Linked DNA regions of Homo sapiens: region 2 is linked to region 1. The links are chromatin contacts, found by Hi-C or POLR2A ChIA-PET in ENCODE. All regions are on one chromosome and are shown on one strand. Each heading gives the region's core, a stretch centred on a gene start or an enhancer-like site at or near the end of the contact. The rest is flanking DNA. Distances are from core to core; before and after follow the strand shown. Region 1 has its middle 45 kb from the start of FYB1. Region 2 has its middle 96 kb from the start of LINC02104.

Evidence for each region. Hi-C counts contacts between places; a loop is a spot of excess contacts on that map. ChIA-PET counts read pairs that join two places held with the same protein, here RNA polymerase II (POLR2A).
Region 2: a loop to region 1 is called in a map of mesothelial cell of epicardium, with 28 times the contacts of the local background. The contact joins two enhancer-like sites. A Hi-C loop is called at or near these places in 1 of 168 maps with a recorded cell type or tissue (mesothelial cell of epicardium). POLR2A ChIA-PET finds 5 or more read pairs at or near these places in 1 of 52 experiments (activated CD8-positive, alpha-beta T cell).

Annotation. Positions count from the first base shown.
Region 1 is chr5:39,263,087-39,266,892 of GRCh38, reverse strand. It overlaps a transcript of FYB1 not described here. Among named protein-coding and RNA genes, the nearest start is that of FYB1, 45 kb to the right of the region's middle. Within about 2 kb of position 2,197, at least 3 of the 41 ENCODE cell types and tissues checked have a DNase peak (open chromatin) inside an H3K27ac peak, as active enhancers do.
Region 2 is chr5:39,614,335-39,618,140 of GRCh38, reverse strand. No RefSeq gene overlaps it. Among named protein-coding and RNA genes, the nearest start is that of LINC02104, 96 kb to the right of the region's middle. Within about 2 kb of position 1,945, at least 2 of the 41 ENCODE cell types and tissues checked have a DNase peak (open chromatin) inside an H3K27ac peak, as active enhancers do.

The sequences.
Region 1 (3,806 bases), core at 948-3,447:
TGTGCCAGGTCCATTCTCAGGCTGGTGACCATGTCTGGTAGGCTTGAGGATCAGCTGTCATGTCTGCTTCTGCTATGGTCACTATGAGTTTTCCTACTTTCAGAAAGTGCACTTTATTGAAATGTTGCAGAGGCCACTGGGATGAGAGACTGAAGGAATGCCTGGCTTTGTGGTTCTTTATCCCAGGATCCAGAAAGCGGGGCTTAATGACTACATAACTCCCTTCTCCACCCCAAGCTCATCTGCTGTGTCACCACTGTGACCAATCCCCACCTCCCCCACTTCCTGAACTGTCCAGGAAGGGAGCAAGCCAAAAGGGGACCAAGTGGTTATAAGGAAATTCACGTTTTATTGCCCTTTCCCTGTAACTTATTGGTAAGGAAACTGTGGAAATGTGTGAGAATGAAGCACAAAGGCACTTGGTGTTTTATGAAGATAGATACATTAGATATTTAGATTGATGGGCATTGGACACACGACACTGGGCTCATCTTCCAACCTAGCAAGGGGTGCTGGGTTCCAGCTCAACCTTCCCATTTCTCCCTGTGGAATCTTGACCCTATCTCTTCAGCCCTCTTTCAAGAGGCTCAGTCAAGATACAGAGTTGGCTTAGGTGTTCCCCTACATCCTTATTCATAGTGTGATTCTAGATTTTAGAAGTGGGAGAAGAGGCAGTAGAATTCTACTTTATCTGCCCCTGTGGAAATTGACTTAATCTATATCCTTAGATCAGCTCACTTTACAGTCCTAAAATGAAAACAATAGAATAATACTTGTTTACTTGGCAAGTAATTTTAGGTACATTTTAAATTGTAGAATTTTCTGGAAGAAATGAAGAAATAGATGTTCTAGTCATGTACAATTTTTTTTTGTATTTTATGCATAAACCTTAGGTCAGTAAAAAAAAAAAAAAACAGTAAAAATTGTGTTTGGGGTTTCTGGTTTGTTTTGTTCCTTTCATCCAGTTTTTAAGCTACATGGGAGCTCCTGAAAGGAGTGTAGTCAAATTGCACTGTCACTCATTCATTCAACAAAGGTTATTTGAGCTCCTACTTCAAGTCTGCACTCTGCTAGTCATTGGAATGCAGGGTGAACAACACATGGTGTCCAGGCTTCCCACGGGTTACACTTAGGGTAGTGGTTCTCAAACTTTAGCATGCATGAGAATCACTGGGAGGGTCAAGGATGGGGCCTGGAAATGTGCATTTCTTTTATTCATTTATTTATTTATTTTTGAGACAGAGTTTTGCTCTTGTTGCCCAGGCTGGAGTGCAATGGCGTGATCTTGGTTCACTGCAGCCTCCGCCTCCCAGGTTCAAGCCATACTCCTGCCTCAGCCTCCTAAGTAGCTGGGATTACAGGTGCCCACCACCATCCCCAGCTAATTTTTTTTTCTTTTTTTTTTTTTTGAGACAGAGTCTTGCTCTGTCGCCCAGGCTGGAGTGCAGTGGCGTGAACTCAGCTCACTGAAAGCTCCGCCTCCCGGGTTCACGCCATTCTCCTGCCTCAGCCTCCTGAGTAGCTGGGACTGTAAGCGCCCGCCATCACAACTGGCTAATTTTTTTTTTATTTTTTAGTAGAGATGGGGTTTCACCATGTTAGCCAGGTTGGTCTCGATCTCCTGACCTCATGATCCACCTGCCTCGGCCTCCCAGAATGCTGGGATTACAGGCGTGAGCCACCACACCTGGCCAGGCCCAGCTAATTTTTTGTATTTTTGGTAGAGATGGGGTTTCTCCATGTTGGCCAGGCTGGTCTTGAACTCCTGACCTCAGGCGATCCACCCACCTCGGCCTCCCAAAGTGCTGGGATTACGGGTGTGAGCCACCGAACCCGGCCAAAAATGTGCATTTCTAATAAGTTCTCAGATGAGGCTGACGCTGCTGGTCCAGGGCCCACGCTTGGAGAACCACTTTTCCTGGGAAGTAATAGATCAAAAACATCAAAGTGAACAAATAAATAAAATACCTTGCACTGAGCTCTGAAGGAGGCAAATGAGGAGCTGAGATAGAAAATGGAGGGGAGAAATCCTCTTGAGAGAGGTGTCTGGTCTCTGATGAGGGGATGTTCAGGCTGAAGCAGTAGTTCTCTACTCTGGCTGCACATGGGAATCACTACAGCAGCTTATAAAACATCCCTCTTCTCAGGCCCCGAAACCAATGAAACTGAAACTTGAGGTGGGGCTCAGTGAGGGTTGAGCATTGCTACACCAAAAAGTGAGAATGAGTTGGGCATGGGGTAAATGGGGGTAGAAAGCATTTCAAGCTGAGGAAGTGGCAGGTGCAAAAGAGGTGAGGCAGGAGAGAGCTTGGAGCTGTAAAAAGACCAGGATGGCTGGAGAATAGGCAAGAGAAGAAGAGAGTGACAAGAGATGGCTTTATGGAACAGGCAGTGGCCACATGAATGCTGGGTCTTAAGGCTGCCTTAGTCCATTTGGGCTGCCATAGCAAAACACCTTAGACTGGGTAGCTCGTAAACAACAGAAATTTATTTTTTACAGTTTTGCGGGCTACAAAGTCCAAGATCAGAATGCCAGATTGGTCATAGTCTTGTAAGGGCCCTCTTGCAGATTGCAGACTGCCAACTTCTTGCTGTGTCCTCACATACCAGAAGGAACAAATAAGCTCTTTTGGCTTCTCCTATAAGGATTATTATTATCCCATATGCATTAAGTGTGGATGGCAGCTCTATGCAAAAGAATGTTCATCTACCACTGCTTGAAATTGAAAATAATGGCAACAAGTCAAATGTTGGATTGAACTGCATGTGTCCAAAGGGATATGTCTTGAAAATATCCGAATGTAGAGTGAAAGAAGGCACAGAGTGAGGGCTCTGTCCTTACATCCAAGCACCTCCCCAAAGGCCTCACCTTCTAATACCATCATCTTGGAGGATAGGATTTTGACACATGAATTTTGGAGGGACACAAACATTCAGACCTGGAATTTGATCATACTGTTCACCAGAGCAGCCACTGGAGACACCTGAGCTGAGGAGTGGGTGCCATTACCTGCTTCATATTTTGAGGGTAGGGCTACTTCTGAAGTGACGTGCATCCTCTCCAGATAGCCTTGATCCTGGCTTGGGCCTTAAATATTGGCTTTGTTCCTGTTCTCCCTCAAAAGTGTGGCCCCAAATTTGACTACATCCAAGTTAGAAAGTAAGTACAGAATTTCTGAGGGGAACAGGTCCTAAGATGTGAAAATAAATAAACTGTAGGCCATGATGGAAGCCCCAGTTGAGAACTGGTGTCCCAGGGAAATCTGAGAGTATGGAAACGGAGCTAGAAGGTTCCCTGTGAGGGCTGGAGTTCTGATCCACTTCCTTCAATTAGAGAGGTGATTTTTTTTTCTTTTAGGTAAGCTGTGGAGGCCAATCATAGTCCTGAGTGATAGGCTAATATCACTCCACACACTTCCCTGTTGCCATCCCTGGCCTATTCATATCCTCTCCTTCTGCAAAAGAGGACACCTACCTTCTGCAGCAAGATCTATCCCACTGTGTTAAAAAAAAAAAATCCTGTACTATGACAAGTTAGTTTTAAGCCAAGGATAAGAGGCTCAAATTCTAGCTGATATCTTGCACTCATATAACACATCAGTGCATCTAGGAGGAGATGTGAGACACTTCTTAGAGCATGTGTTAGAATACACTAAATTTGTGGCACCCTTGCTCTTGAAGTGGGTAGGCATGGGGCTCCAGTTCTTGATTCGGCAACTTCAATATCACTTCCCCAATTCTAGCACTCCATTCCATCCGCCCTTTCTTTTCTCTCATGTCCTTCTCTTTTTAAATTATTATGAAAC
Region 2 (3,806 bases), core at 696-3,195, 350 kb before region 1:
GTATAAATATTAGTTCATTACTTATAACAAATGATGTATCATTCTAATGTAAAATATTAATGGGAGAAATGGGGTGTGGGCATATAGAAACTATACCATCTTCATATTTTTTTGTAAATTTCAAATTATTCTAAAAGGTGAAGTTTTAAAATGCTTTAGAAATTCTTTTCATATAACTGTTGGTGCATGTTAAATTTTTTTATTTTTTTTTATTTTTTGAGACAAAGTCTCACTCTGTCGCCCAGGCTGGAGTGCAGTGGAACATTTTGGCTCACTGCAACCTCCGCCTCCCGGGTTCAAGCGATTCTTCTGCCTCAGCCTCCTGAGTAGCTGGGACTACAAGTCATGTCACGATGCCTGGCTAATTTTTTGTATTTTTAGCAGAGAAGGGGTTTAAACATGTTGGCCAGGCTGGTCTTGAACTCCTGACTTCGTTATCCACCTGCCTCGGCCTCCCAGAGTGTGGGGATTACAGGCTTGAGCCACTTTGCTGGCCTGTTAAATTTTTTTTATTTAAAATTACTAAAAGTTGTTCTTTGATCAATTATGAACAGGTATTAATGAACAAATGTGACTATGCTATCCATTAAATATGAATACACAAAGAATAAGTTTTCTTAATTAGTAATTCTTTCCAATTTTCAGAAATTAAGGATGAAACAGACACTAATAATAACAGTCTTATTCATTACTGTGACAGATCAATATGTGGTTAAGTTTTCATTTCCTTTGTTTTAGAAAATGCACCAATAAAATTTAGAAGTATTAGCCCATTATTCTTCCTTTCTATGCTGTTACCTTTATTTTATTTTTCATGTTTTTTTAGTGACATAATTTGTACTTGTGTGAAGTGCAGTAACTGGGAATTCTCGTTGTCTTTTTTTTTCTGGCCACTGGTCCTATTGGCTTATTAATTTTATGATTGGTATTTAAAACATTTTGTTATATAGAAGGAGGGTTTTGCTAAAACCCAATTATCCACTTCAAATAGTACCAGCAAACAGATCCAAACAACATCAGAATAGAATAAGGTCTGAGAATTAGTAAAAATCTTGTTGAAGGTCATGCTTTACTCCCAGACCAGGAGGATCCAATTGTTAGCTGAATTACACACTCAAAAAAAAGAAATAGGGGTCTAAGTATATGTCGGAAATGAGGTATTTTATATGGAAACCAGAATAACCAAAGTTTTATATCTAGAAAAGGAAATATTTTTCTACTAGTCTGCTTCCAAGAATTGTTCTTCCCAGCCAGGCACAGTGGCTCACGCCTGTAATCCTAGCACTCTGGGAGGCCAAGGCAGGTAGATTGCTTGAGCTCAGAAGTTCAAGACCAGCCTGGGCAACATGGTGAAACCCTGTCTCTACTAAAATACAAAAAATCAGCAGGGCATGGTGGTGGGTGCCTCTAAACCCAGCTACTCAGGAGGCTGAGGCACAAGAATTGCTTGAACCCAGGAGGCAGAGGTTGCAGTGAGCCAAGATTGGGCCACTGCACTCCAGCCTGGATGACAAAGTGAAACTCTGTCTCAAAAAAAAAAAAAAGAATTATTCTTCCCAAATGCATTATCTTTTCAAATAGTATACTGGTTATTACGATTTTCTTTTCCTGCCTAAAACATATTGGCTTATTACTGCAATACTAGTCAGGGAGAGGGGGTAATGCAGACAGAAAATTCAAAACACAGCCCTAGTTATATACCAGACATACTGAAGTGTGGCATGCAATGTTTACTTTAGCAGTTGGAGTAGCAAAGTCTCCGGGGGCTCTGCCAAATATGGACACAATATATTGTCTTCCAAAGCCTATATATGTTTCATTTCTATTTAGTTAGTCCCAACTTTAATGGATTATGTTCCAGAAGTCCATTTATTGAGCCTGTTTGGATTTGTACTGCACTTTCCCAGAGAAATGGGATGGGTGTGTCCCCAGGCCTGCCCACAAACTCATTTACTCATAGAAGGTTAGAGCTGGGAAGACTGAAAAAATCAACTAGTCCAACCATTTTAAAACCATAATGTTGGCCAGGGGCAGTGGCTCACGCCTGTAATCCCAGCACTTTGGGAGGCCGAGGCAGGCGGATCACTTGAGGTCAGGAGCTTGAGACCAGCCTGGCCAACATGGTGAAACCCCATCTCTGCTAAAAATACAAAAATTAGCCGGGGATGGTGGCAGGCGCATGTAATCCCAGCTACTCGAGAGGCTGAGGCAGGAGATCATTGCTTGAACCCAGGAGGCAGAGGTTGCAGTGAGCCGAGATCGCGCCACTACACTCCAGCCTGGGTGGCAGGGCAAGACTCGGTCTCAGAAAAAACAAACAAAGAAACTAACCAAAAAACCCATAATCTTGCCGAAACTGTAATAATACTTGTCCCAAGAGAGCCCTTGGGGACCTTCTTACGTTCACTGAGGCTTCTCTGTGCCCTGACAGGGCCAGTTATTTTAGGTTTCAGATGACAACATCCAGGGAGCTGTACCAGGAACTGGGTTGATCCTGGGAAAATCCTTGTGGCAATAAGAACATCCCCTAGGTTTGAAGCTCGAGCATGCCCAGGGTAGAAGGGTTTCAGTAGGAAGCAGGATCTCTCAGTCAAGAATTCTCTACATAAAGCCTGTTTTATCTATTGTATTAACAGTTTTCCTTGAATGACTTGACGATACACTATGATTCCCTTGAACAGGTGAAGAGAGGAAACATCCCCACAATTGGCCTCAAGACACTGTGCCTAGTCCTGGAAACTTGGAGTAGTAGGACTGTCACAATGGACAGCGTGGGCAATCTCATGTCATTTCCCAAATACCAGGTTCAGGATTCTTTATCAGCATTTATAGACTCCATACAACAGGAGGAATAAGGCAGGCTTCATCCTTAAACTGCAGAATCCCAATGAGGCAAAATAGTATCAATCTCTCCTCTTTGCAAAAGAGATCTCAGGATAAGATTGTTCCACCTTCTTTTTTAAATCCATACTCCTTTTAGTTAGTCATCTAAAGAAACTCTTCTCTCTCTCATTCCCATTAAAGTCACTTACTTTCTGATAAGATGACATGGACTGCCATGAAAAATTACCGTTCTGAGACCAATTATGATTTTAACTATGATATTAACTATGATTCTGTTAACATTGTTATTGTCATCAGTTTTATTTTAAATCTGGCCCAGTTGTTTAGATCATTTGGTTTCCTCTCTGATTTGCCATAACCATGTAAATTTTAGCCATATTTACATAAAGCAACATCTCCTGATGTACTACAAGTACCATTAATTTTTCTAAATTTGCTTCTCTTTAAATGTTATTTTGGTAGTGTTCAAATTGAAACAAGTCTCCAATTTGTTCAAATAATTCTTAAATCTAATTCTTCTCTCCAAAGGGCAGACTTCCTCCTCTTCCTTCCCCTGTTCTCCACTCACTATTATATTGTGAAAACAGGCCATTTCATCATCAACATCAAACACATAAATGTTTAATATCAATTCCTAGAACTTTTCACTACCCAACAAATTCATGGAGAGCAAGCATCTTATTTATTTATTTATTTTACTTTATCTTCCTTTCCCTTCTATTCCTCCATCCACAAAACACAAGTAAACTTTCCACTTAATAGGTAAGGATATGATGTGCTAAACAAAGTTATTCATTGAGATTCTTTCACCAGACTCATTAACTACCCATCATTAATACGATTGTCCACTTATTATTCTATTGTTCTCCCCCAACTAATTGATGAAGATGTAAAGCACATTGAATCTCAAGTGAAAATATATTACCTTCAGTCATATCAAATTTGTTGCTACATGGTAGTTG